Linked DNA regions of Homo sapiens: region 2 is linked to region 1. Evidence: read pairs that join two places in POLR2A ChIA-PET (ENCODE). Cell type or tissue: endothelial cell of umbilical vein. All regions are shown on one strand. Each heading gives the region's core, and the rest is flanking DNA. Links, peaks and the distances in the headings are about the cores only.

Region 1 (5,390 bases), core at 192-5,191:
ATCTAGCTTTGCCTTGTGGACGTCTTAAAACTTCTCAGGTTATTATAACCTCTTTGAATTTTTATATCCCCAACAATGCCCATCTTCATGGGTATTGTTCCTAACAGCCTCCCAGAAAAATAATTTTTGAATTAATTTAACTAGAAATTGAATTGATTTAACTGGCTAGAAGAAGAAAACAGGGGAGATTTTAGTAAAGAGAAGGAATGCAGAAAATGGACCCCCAAAATTAAATATAACCTATAATAAAAGCCTGTCAATAACATTATTCTGAATAATTAATGTGAACTGTAGCACTCCTAGACTTGATAATGCAGAGCTCCCAATAGTAATGAATTGAAACTGAGTGCATGATACATATCTTCAAATTACAGCAATTGAAATATGCATTAAAATGTATATTTTACACCCAGAATGACTCAGTAATTTATTCCAGTAGTTATTTCAATGTCTTTTTTTTTTCACCAAAGGTTTCATTCAGATCCACCTCCCATTGTTTCCCAACATTAAGTTTAAAAAATAATAGAATGAAATCACCTCGATTCAGAAACTTAGCATTGTATGATGGTGTCCCCACACTTGGCTCCTTCTCTGCGTCTGTCCATCATTTATAACATGCAAGCAAGGAAGAGAAAGAATCTTTAAAAACTCTCAAATCTCTTGATGCTTTTTTTTTTTTCAGTTTTGGGACAAATCAATGGGCAATCAATGCAGGTTGGCAAATATGAAGATAAAGTATTCTATTTTTTGAGCCTCAGAGCGAAATTCCACCTACCTCAGCTAAAGGAATGGAGATAGCTGTGTAGAATTTACTATCTTGATTCTGAAAAATATTATGGCAGCAAGATGTCACTCTACTGAATCAGTTCTCAAAGTGTGGTCCAGGGAACACTTAGAGTCCTTGAGACATTTTAAAGGAGTCCATGGAGTAAAAATGATTTTCATAACAACCATAAAACATTATTTGCCATTTATACTAATATTTTCTCAGAAGTATAGGGTAGAGTTTTACAGAAGCTACACGATATCACAACAGAAAGAATGAAAAGTAGATATGAGTATCCAGCTGTCTTCTATCAATCCAGATATTAAAGTGATTTGCAAAGCATAAAATAATGTCATTCATCACAAAATTTGTTTGAGAAAAAATATTTTCAATGAAAAATATTAAGTTGACATGTAATAGTTTTGTTATTTAAAAAATCTTATAATTATCATAAAAATTTGTAACTTCCCCTATAATAGCAATAGCTATAACCCACATTAAAAGCTGTGTGGGGGCCAGTTGCTATGTTTCCAGCCTGTCATCCCAGCACTTTGGGAGGCCAGGGCAGAGGGACTGCTTGACCTCAGGAGGAATTTGAGACAAGCCTGGGCAACATGGAAAAAACCTGTCTCTACAAAAAATACAAAAGTTAGTTGGGTGTGGTGGTGTGTCAGTAGTCCCAGCTACCCAGGATGCTGAGATGGGGGGATCACTTGAGCCCAGGAGGCCTAGGCTGCAGTGAGCCAAGGTCATACCACTGCACTCCAGCCTGGGCGATTGAGTGAAACTCTATCACAAAAGAAAAAAATATCTGTGTGGGTATACAATCATATTTAAGACTGTAAAGTGCTCTGGAGACCAAAAATATTGAAAATCTCTGTACTACTATTTTGTTTGTTTTGAGATAGGGTTTTGCTCCGTCACCCAGGCTGGAGTGCAGTTGCACTATAAAGTGATCCTTCCACCTCAGCCTCCTGAGTACCTGGGACTACAGGCATGCGCCACCACGCTTGGCTAATTTTTTATATTTTTAATAGAGACAGGGTTTCACCATGTTTCCAGGCTGGTCTCAAACTCCTGAACTCAAGTGATTTACCCACCTTGGACTCCCAAAGTGCTGTGATTACAGCCATGAGCCACCACGCCTGGCCTAGTGGTTTTTGGAATGGAAATCAAGCAATGACAAATGATTATCTTCTGTGACCATCCTTTGGGGTCCTTTTCCTCTTTTCCTTCTCTTTGCTGAGATCTCCCCTCCTTTCTTCTTCTAGCTGGTTAAATCAATTCAATTTCTAGTTATATTAATTCAAAAATTATTTTTCTGGGAGGCTGTTAGGAGCAATACCCATGAAGATGGGCATTGTTGGGGATATAAAAATTCAAAGAGGTTATAATAACCTGAGAAGTTTTAAGATGTCCACAAGGCAAAGTTAGATAGTGATGCAAGGTAATATATAACCTAGTATCAAGATGAATGACAAACAGTAAATACTGTTAGGTTTGACATTAGGAGGGAAATATAGCTAGGAGTTTTGGGAAGCAAATCTTCATAGGAGAATAATGTCCTTATTTATCCATTATCTGCCTATTTACCAAATGAATATATGATATTTCAAAAAACACACACAGAGCAATTAGGGAAAAAAAGACAATAAATTTAGGATGCATGGCAATTACGATGAGGCTAAAATAGAAAAATATATACTAAGATCCAGGACTGACTTTATAATGTGCAGAGCACAGAGCAAAATGAAAATGCAAGGTTCCTTGTTAAAAAATAAGTATTTCAGGACAGCAATATTAAACTAGGAGCATTAAACAAGTAACATGGCCCTTCTAAATGTAGAGCCCTATGTGCCTACATAGAATGCACATCTAGGAAGCCAGCTCTGCTAAAGTCTTTCATAGTTGCTTATTTTTGGTCCTAAATACAACTTGAAGCTAACTTAGAAGACAAAACAAAGAGAGGAAATATTATCAGTTTTACAATTCACAGCATTCACTATCAGGGAGTGCCATGAAAAATTATCAGAATCACATTAGAATAGAATTTTAACTTTAAAAGGGGGGATTGAAGTTTATTTCATCTAAACTGTTTCATTTCTCAGTCCAATAAATGGAGTCCCAGAGATGCTATGATTTGCCAAGGGACACAGATTGTGGTGAAGATCAAGGTGAAATTAGAGCCCAGTCAGCTCATTCTCACCAGAATATAGACTAATAGGAGGTCTTTCCTCCTCTCATAACCTATCTACCTCCCATTCCCTTCCATCCATGTAAAACAGCAAACAAAACAAATTAGCAAAACATTTTTTGAATGTTTAGAATTTGTCATATATTGTGCCACACATTTCATTCTTGCAACTGCTTCATGCAGGAAGAATTATTACTATGCCCATCTTAGAGAAAAAGAAACTTACAATTACATAACTTGCACCATGCCATACAAATAGAATTTGAACTCAGGTGATGTGACTTGCTCTTCTATTTCCAATCTTTCCTTCTGTTCTCCTAGACATGGATCCTACAAACGTCCCTTTTGAAGGACTAAACTGAGCGCACAAATTTAGAAAACAAAAAACTCTAGGTAATATCTATCTGGTACATCCTCTTCACTTTACAGTTAAAGACACTGAGGACTGTAAGAGGATATATAACTTGAGAAGATCACCAGCAAGAAACAGGCAACGTTTGACCAATACTCTTATTTTCATTTCCCCCAAATTTGCTGTGTATCAGAATAATCCTGGGAGCTTTTAAAAAATACAGAATTCAGCCGGGTGCAGTGACTCATGCCTGTAATCCCAGCACTTTGGGAGGTGGAGGTGGGCGTCAGGAGTTCGAGACCAGCCTGGCCAACATGGCAAAACCCTGTCTCTACTAAAACAAAAAACAAACAAACAAAAAAAAATTAGCCAGGCGTGGTGGCATGTGCCTGTAATCCCAGCTACTCAGGAGGCTGAGGCAGGAGAATCGCTTGAACCTGGGAGATGAAGGTTGCAGTGAGCCGAGATGGTGCCATTGCACTCCAGCCTGGGCAACAAGAGTGAAACTCCATCTCAGAAAATAATAATAATAATAATAATAATAATAATAATAATTAATAAATAAATAAATAAATAAATAAATAAATAAAAATATAGAGTCCTAGGCTCCCTACCAGACCAGAAGTCCAGATTTCTTGAGATCAGGGCAGGAACCAGAAACTTTTCTAATAGCTCTGTAGATGACTTGCACAAACCAGGCAAGCAACAGTCAATGAACTGCAGTGAGAGTCCCTGTCCGACAACATCCAGTCATTCCTTCGACACCAGTGAAACCTACCCCTTTATGTAATGGGAAATACAACAATGTGACTCCCTGCCATTTAACGTCTCTCAATTAGATTGAAAGCAATAAACCAGGCAACAACAAAATCAGTGCTTTAACTCTCTCCAATCTGTTTTGAGTAGATAATAGGCATTTTCAAGAAGGATGGGTTGAAAGAACAAGAAGAAGCAGAGACACGCTCTTTAGAATCATACCATGAACGGTAAGAAAGCGTTTGAGCTACATCAGTGTCTAGTGGGCATGTGAAGCAGTAGCTATATGGAAAAACAATTGGCAGGGGAAGAATGTGGGAGTGGGGGAAGATGAAAAGACCATAACTGATTTCTCAAGGTAGCCAGAAGGCTCCCAGACTTCTTTATTCAAATAGTAGTTCCTTTAGGTACACAGTGGTCAAATTTGTGGTGGTTTTTAGGCTGAAAGTGTACTTGATAATAAACTTCAAATATACCTGTTTGTAAATAATCTTTAAAAGTTGTTAATAATCTAGTTAATAATATGTAAGCTGAAGTATTGAAGGATGGTGAACTGATAGCTGCAATTTACTTTGAAATGTATCAAAAGTAAGATGGATTTATGGGCCAGGTGGTGTGGCTCACATCTGTAATCCCAGTACTTTGGAAAGCCAAGGTGAGAGGACTGCTTGAGGCCAGGAATTCAAGACCAGCCTGAGCAACATAATGAGACTCCTTCTCTACAAAAAAAAAAAAAAGTTAAAATTAGCCAGGTGTAGTAGTGGCGCACCTGTAGTCCTAGCTACTCAGAAGGCTGAGACAGGAGGACCGCTTGAATCCAGGAGGACCGCTTGAAACCAGGAGTTCAAGATTACAGTGAGCTATGAAGGCGCCACTGCACTCCAGCCTGGACAACAGAGGGGAGACCCTGTCTCTTAAAAAAAAAAAAAAAAAAGTAAGATGGATTTATGGATGAATAGGGTGATGGATAACTATGTGATAAAGAAAGTATAGTAAAATGTCAGTGGTAAAATCTAAATTGTGTGTATATGAGTATTCACTCTAAACTTCTCTCAACTTTGCTATATGTTTGAAATGTTTCATAATAAAGTATTGAGGGATGAATGTGTTTAATAAAAGTATCCAACTGGGCACAGTGGCTCACGCCTGTGATCCCAACACTTCGGGAGGCTGAAGTGGGAGGATTGTTTGAGCCCAGGAGTTCGAGACCAGTCTGGGCATCATATTGAGACAGCATCTCTATTACTTAAAAATAATAATGATAATAAATAATTTTTTTAAAGTAGCCAATGCCAGATGACACTATGTCCACCACTTGAGAA
Region 2 (5,390 bases), core at 89-5,088, 190 kb before region 1:
GAACTGTAACCTGAACGAGACTCTGTCTCAAAAAAAAAAAAAAAAAAAAAGAGGAAAAAAAAAGGTTCTTTTAAAATTAAAAAAAGATCTACAACAGAATAGAAGGCATTCTTTTTTTCTAATTAATTGTACTGTGGTAAAATATACATGACATAATATTTACTATCTTAACCATTTTTAAGTGTACATCTCACTAGCATTAAGTATGTTCATATTGTTATGCAACCATTGCCATCATTCAGCTCCATAACTCTTTTCATCTGTAAAACTGAAACTCTCTATTGATTAAACAGTAACTCCTCATTTTCCTCCCCCCACTCCATCTCAAACACCATTCTACTTTTTGCCTCTACAATTTTAACTATTCTAAATGCCTCACATAAGTGGAATCATACAGTTTTAGTAACCAGCTTATTTCACTTAGCATAAATGTCCTCAAGGTTTCATTCAGCCTTAGAAGGAAGGAAATTCTGACATACCACCACATGGAGTGAACTTTGGGTCTCTAGACATGCTGCTACCTAAGATCATGTCACTTTCTTTTCTTCCAGTACCTCTGATGCTACCTTACAGTAACTGAGATTTCCAATAACGCTTCTATGTGGAAGCCAACTTTATTACACAAAGATTCATACCTAGACCAGCATCCTCACAGTACGTTTCATGGTGTTCTGTGCAACAGATAGGTAAAAGGTGAAAATAACATGTCCCTAGGTCAGTTAGAGAAACGGTAACAAAAGTCAAAAAATCTTGTTAGAATTCAATATGTAGTATCCTCTAAGAGGAAGCTCCAGAATATCTAGAATTTATGTTAATTCTCATAAACATATTTTACCTGAGAAACACAGCTTTAGACCCTCTAACTTTCTGTGTTTTACATTTATATCAGAATTCAGGCCAGGTGCAGTGGCTCATGCCTGTACTCCCAGCACTTTGAGAGGCCGAGGCAGGCAGATCACTTGAGGTCAGGAGTTCAAGGCCAGCCTGGCCAACATGGTGAAAACCCATCTCTACTAAAAATACAAAAATTAGCCAGGCATGGTGACACATGCCTGTAATCCCAGCTACTCCACAGACTGAGGTGGGAGAATCGCTTGAATCCGGGAGGTGGAGGTTGCAGTTAGCCAACATTGTGCCACTGTACTCCAGCCTGGGCCACCGAATGAGACTTGGTCTCAAAAAAAAAAAAAAAAAAAAAAGGAAGGAATTCAGATGTTGGTCAGGCAATGCTAGGAAGAAGATTATGTAGCTGGGGTCAAAAGAAAGTCTTTCCTTTTAACACTCTTCCACTTAAAGAAAAATGATATAGTGTTAAGTCTGAGGGTTTTGCCTTAACATTACTGATAAAACTCCTTCTTGATCCATTGATAACTCCTCAGCAATTGGTGGGTGAGTCCTATTTGATTAACAAAAACGTAGATAAGTAAAATGGCAAGTTAATTAGTTTCAGTCTTCTATATTCAGCTTTCTTGATTTATACATTAATGTTGAAAGTATGGTTGTTGTTATTGTTTTGGTCTGGTATGGGGTGTATTTATGACTACAGTTAGAATAAACAATTTAATTACTCTCTTTGAATATCAAATAAAAGTAGGTAAAGAGTGAGTGGCCAAGGGCAATATTCTCTGTAGTTTCAAAATAGTTGATCAAATAACTTAATAGTGAAGTATACGTTTTAGACTACTATATATAATTGCGAAGGCTGTGTCTCAGTAACAGATGTACTATTTTTTATATATTAGAGCCATTTTTCCACTAACTGTATCTCTTTGTGGGTCAACAGTAATTATGCATGAACGCTCTTTGATTGTCATCAAACAGTGATATTAGCTGATTGCAAAATCAGTGTGGGAGCCACATTTGAGAGGTCAAAGTATACAATATCCATCCCAAACTGCTTTGGAAAATATCCGATAACCCTTAAAATCAGTTAAGAAGCAGATGAAAGAAGGGGTTACTTTCCAGAATTCTTTTAGCTGGTGATTCCAAATTATCAGCACACTAAAAGTCTACCATGCCCTCCTCCACTTAATAGCTGTTTTGTTCTTACAAATAGCTTCTTTTCTAGAGCATGGAATGGTAATTAGGATTTCATAGTTTGGTACAGCCAGCATTAGCATCATGGCTTTCTGTGCTGAAGATTGATAACAGTAGCCATAATGATGACAGAAAACGATAATAGTTCTAATTGCTGATATTCATCTTAGGATGGTGAGCAGCTGTTAAAACATCTCTTTAGGAGTTAAAGTTCAGTCACATATCTTTTTCCTCAAATAGAGAAAGCTTTAATGCTAATTAGAAAGGAGTATTACAAATTCAAATGTCAGTCAGAGTGTACCATAATTGTTCTTTATTAACACTTTTTCTCTCCCACCTCAAGCTTTCTGGCCCTTGAGCTTTTTAAGAAGCTGACACTGAAAGTAATGACAGAAGCCTCAGGAGGCCTCCTGATTTCCACTTAAAACACCTTTTTCAATTCAGTAAGGAAGTTTCTCATCTATCTGGATTTAGAGTGTGACCTGTTTCCTGAAAGTTGTCACAAACTCATATGCCTAGAAAGCCACAGTCTACTAGTACTTGCCTTAAGGCACATGATATAATTGCCAGAAATGTATCCAGAGAATTAAGGTCTAGTTCATTGCTGCCAAAATCAGCTTCAAAAACTTCATATAAAACCAGGTGGCAAACAATTTGCTGACTCCTGCCTTAAATGGAAATGCCAAAATTTTAGAATAACATAGTCTCAAATGATAATACAAATCTTATAACAAAAGTGCAAGGAGAGAGGGAAGTGTCAACTTTTGTTTTCAGTCCTAGTAATAGAAGGAGGGGTCATGGGAAAAGCACTGCAGAGATAGGAAGTATTTATTCCTGCTGTCTTTAGCCACCCACTTCCATTAGTTCCTGTTTCCTTAACTAAATAAAGTGGGACTCTATAGCATGTGAATGCATGAGTGTGTGTGTATGTGCATGTTTTTGTGTATGTTTGATTGCTGCTGCCAATCTGTAACCTGACTTGCAATATTACTGTTACTATTTAACGTGCAGGTTTCCAGACTCCTTCCCTATTGTATTAGTCCATTTTCACTCTGCTGATAAAGACATACCCAAGACTGGGTAATTTATAAAGAAAAAGAGGTTTTAGGTTAATGGACTCACAGTTCCATGTGGCTGGAGAGGCCTCACAGTCATGATGAAAGGTGAAAGGCACGTCTCACATGGTGGCAGACAAGAGAGAATGAGAGTCAAGCAAAATGGGAAACCCCTTATAAAATCATCAGATCTCGTGAGACACAGTCACTACCACAAGAACAGTATGAGAGAAACCACCCCTATGATTCAATTATCTCCCACCAGGTCCCTCCCACAGTATGTGGGAATTATGGGAGCTACAATTCAAAATGAGATTTGGATAGGAATATGGTCAAACCATATCATCTATTGATACATTTCAGTAATTCTCAGGTGGCTTCTAGAAATCTATATTTTAAGCAACTTCCCCAGGTGACTCATATAATCTAGTAGTCCATTTAGGAAACAAATACAGGAATCAAGGTCTAGAACAAACTGAAAATTCATGGTGCAGATGGGATCCAACATTTGCCAGGCTGCAATGCTTTCTGTTTTATAAATATAAAATTGGTTACTTACAATTACCAGGTAGAACTACATATCGTCTTAACACTAAAAGGTATGGCAGAATTGCTGATCGTGAGGTTTTGGAAGCAAGCAAAACTTCTAGAGCTACTTGGGAGATACTCAGGAGATGTTATTCAGTTAAAAAAAAAAAAAAAACTATGCTAGGCAAGAAATTTTCAGAGAAAATAAGCCGTAACTATGGAAAACTGATATGTCTACAAGCAGGCAGGACAGGAGGAATGCTTTCCTCATGCTTTTCAAATGCTGTGACAATTCTAGCCGCTGGAAAAATGCAGTAGCACCCAGGGCAAGCAGATGCACAGTTATCAGGGGTGGGGAAGCAAAGAGGTGGGGCAAGCCACACATCCATGACAGCTTTGTTTTAAACAGTGGCGACAGCTGAGAACCAAAGGGCAGCTTTTCTCGGAATAAACTGTTCAGCAGCATCTCTTGGTACAAATAACAATCCTCATCAGAAAGCACCATCTTTGAAAACAAAAGACAAAGCTTGCTGAATCAATTCTGCTACGGGTCAAATATCTACAGAGGCTATTATCCCCCTCACCACATTTTCTATTTCCAAACTTACACTCCTTCAATCCCAGTTTCTGCTACTTTCTTTCCTATTCCTCACTGTTCTCTCTTGTTACAGGTTATCTGGCCTAGCGTTCAGCTCGAGTTTGTTCTTCATGCCAATGTCATCTCATTATTTTGATTGCACACTTCTGACCACATTAAATTTTTTCCTTAAACCTGTTATTTCATACAGAAATAATTTCTAATATGCTCAGAAAGATGTATTGATTTTTGTGATGCTACCATATCATGTTGTCATTTCATTATTATTAGGAAATGTTTTTCTCAATGGAATAATAATAAATAACAGTAAGAGCTAAAAATATGTGCTCACTACATGCCATGCATTGTGCTAAGTGCTTTAGATGGTGATTATATTTTATATTTTTTAAAAAGTAGTTTCTGGTCTGATATATAAAGAGCTTGTAAGTCAACACTTTCATCCTTATAAGAAAAATAAAGCTGAACAAACTAAAGATCAATAGCATTTCTTAGAGCTTCATAAGAAAAATAAAGTCACAGAGCAAACTGCTGCCCCAAAAATCAGAAAGACAGACTATGGGGTTCAGTTTTAGGGGCAACTCCACACTTCCATCAGTTTTATCCCTAGAAACTCTAATGGGTCTTCATCATAAATCTAGGGGAAAAGTGATCTGTACTTTTTCTCAAGAGAAAATAACCATTTTTGAAGTAAATTCCGAGCTCTGTGTTCTCCTTAACAAGTCCTGCACTCAAAGGAAATTATTTCACCAGAGCCTAACTTGCTGGGATTTTATCAAGGATTAACCAACCTGGAAGAAGGCAAATACCCAGTCCAGTTCCCTCTAGTCTTTGATAAGGAGAAAGGGGTATGCATAACTCCAGCTTGCTAAAATACTGACACCTAAACACAGGAATATAGAAGAAATCCCCTTGACACTTTATCACTACATCAGTAGTGCTCCTGTATAACAATATTAAAGCTATAGGACTATAAGCCTCAGAATCTATTTAAGAACAAGTTCCTAGGGAAACTCAAAGACAAAATAGGAGTCAAAGACAAGGACACCAGAGGGAATTTTAGCCCCTGACACTACAGCTACAACAAATGATAAACACAGACTAACTTCTTGCCAAACAGACAAAAAAAAAACCTCCCACTAAATACCTCTCCACTTCAATTTCTTTTACTCAAA

Evidence for each region. Peaks named below come from ENCODE experiments on the same cell type or tissue, not always from the same donor. Only the 100,000 strongest peaks of a DNase experiment are listed, where the experiment ranks them.
Region 2: POLR2A ChIA-PET joins it to region 1 with 6 read pairs; 2 of 35 experiments call an interaction of 5 or more read pairs at or near these places.

The regions. Positions count from the first base shown.
Region 1 is chr10:51,736,218-51,741,607 of GRCh38, reverse strand. All of the region lies in intron 3 of PRKG1 (protein kinase cGMP-dependent 1), which reads right to left. Among named protein-coding and RNA genes, the nearest start is that of CSTF2T, 39 kb to the right of the region's middle. In endothelial cell of umbilical vein, for the core only: no CTCF peak of the experiment used is centred there; no DNase peak of the experiment used is centred there.
Region 2 is chr10:51,925,156-51,930,545 of GRCh38, reverse strand. All of the region lies in intron 5 of PRKG1 (protein kinase cGMP-dependent 1), which reads right to left. Among named protein-coding and RNA genes, the nearest start is that of CSTF2T, 230 kb to the right of the region's middle. In endothelial cell of umbilical vein, for the core only: no CTCF peak of the experiment used is centred there; a DNase peak (open chromatin) is centred at 2,785.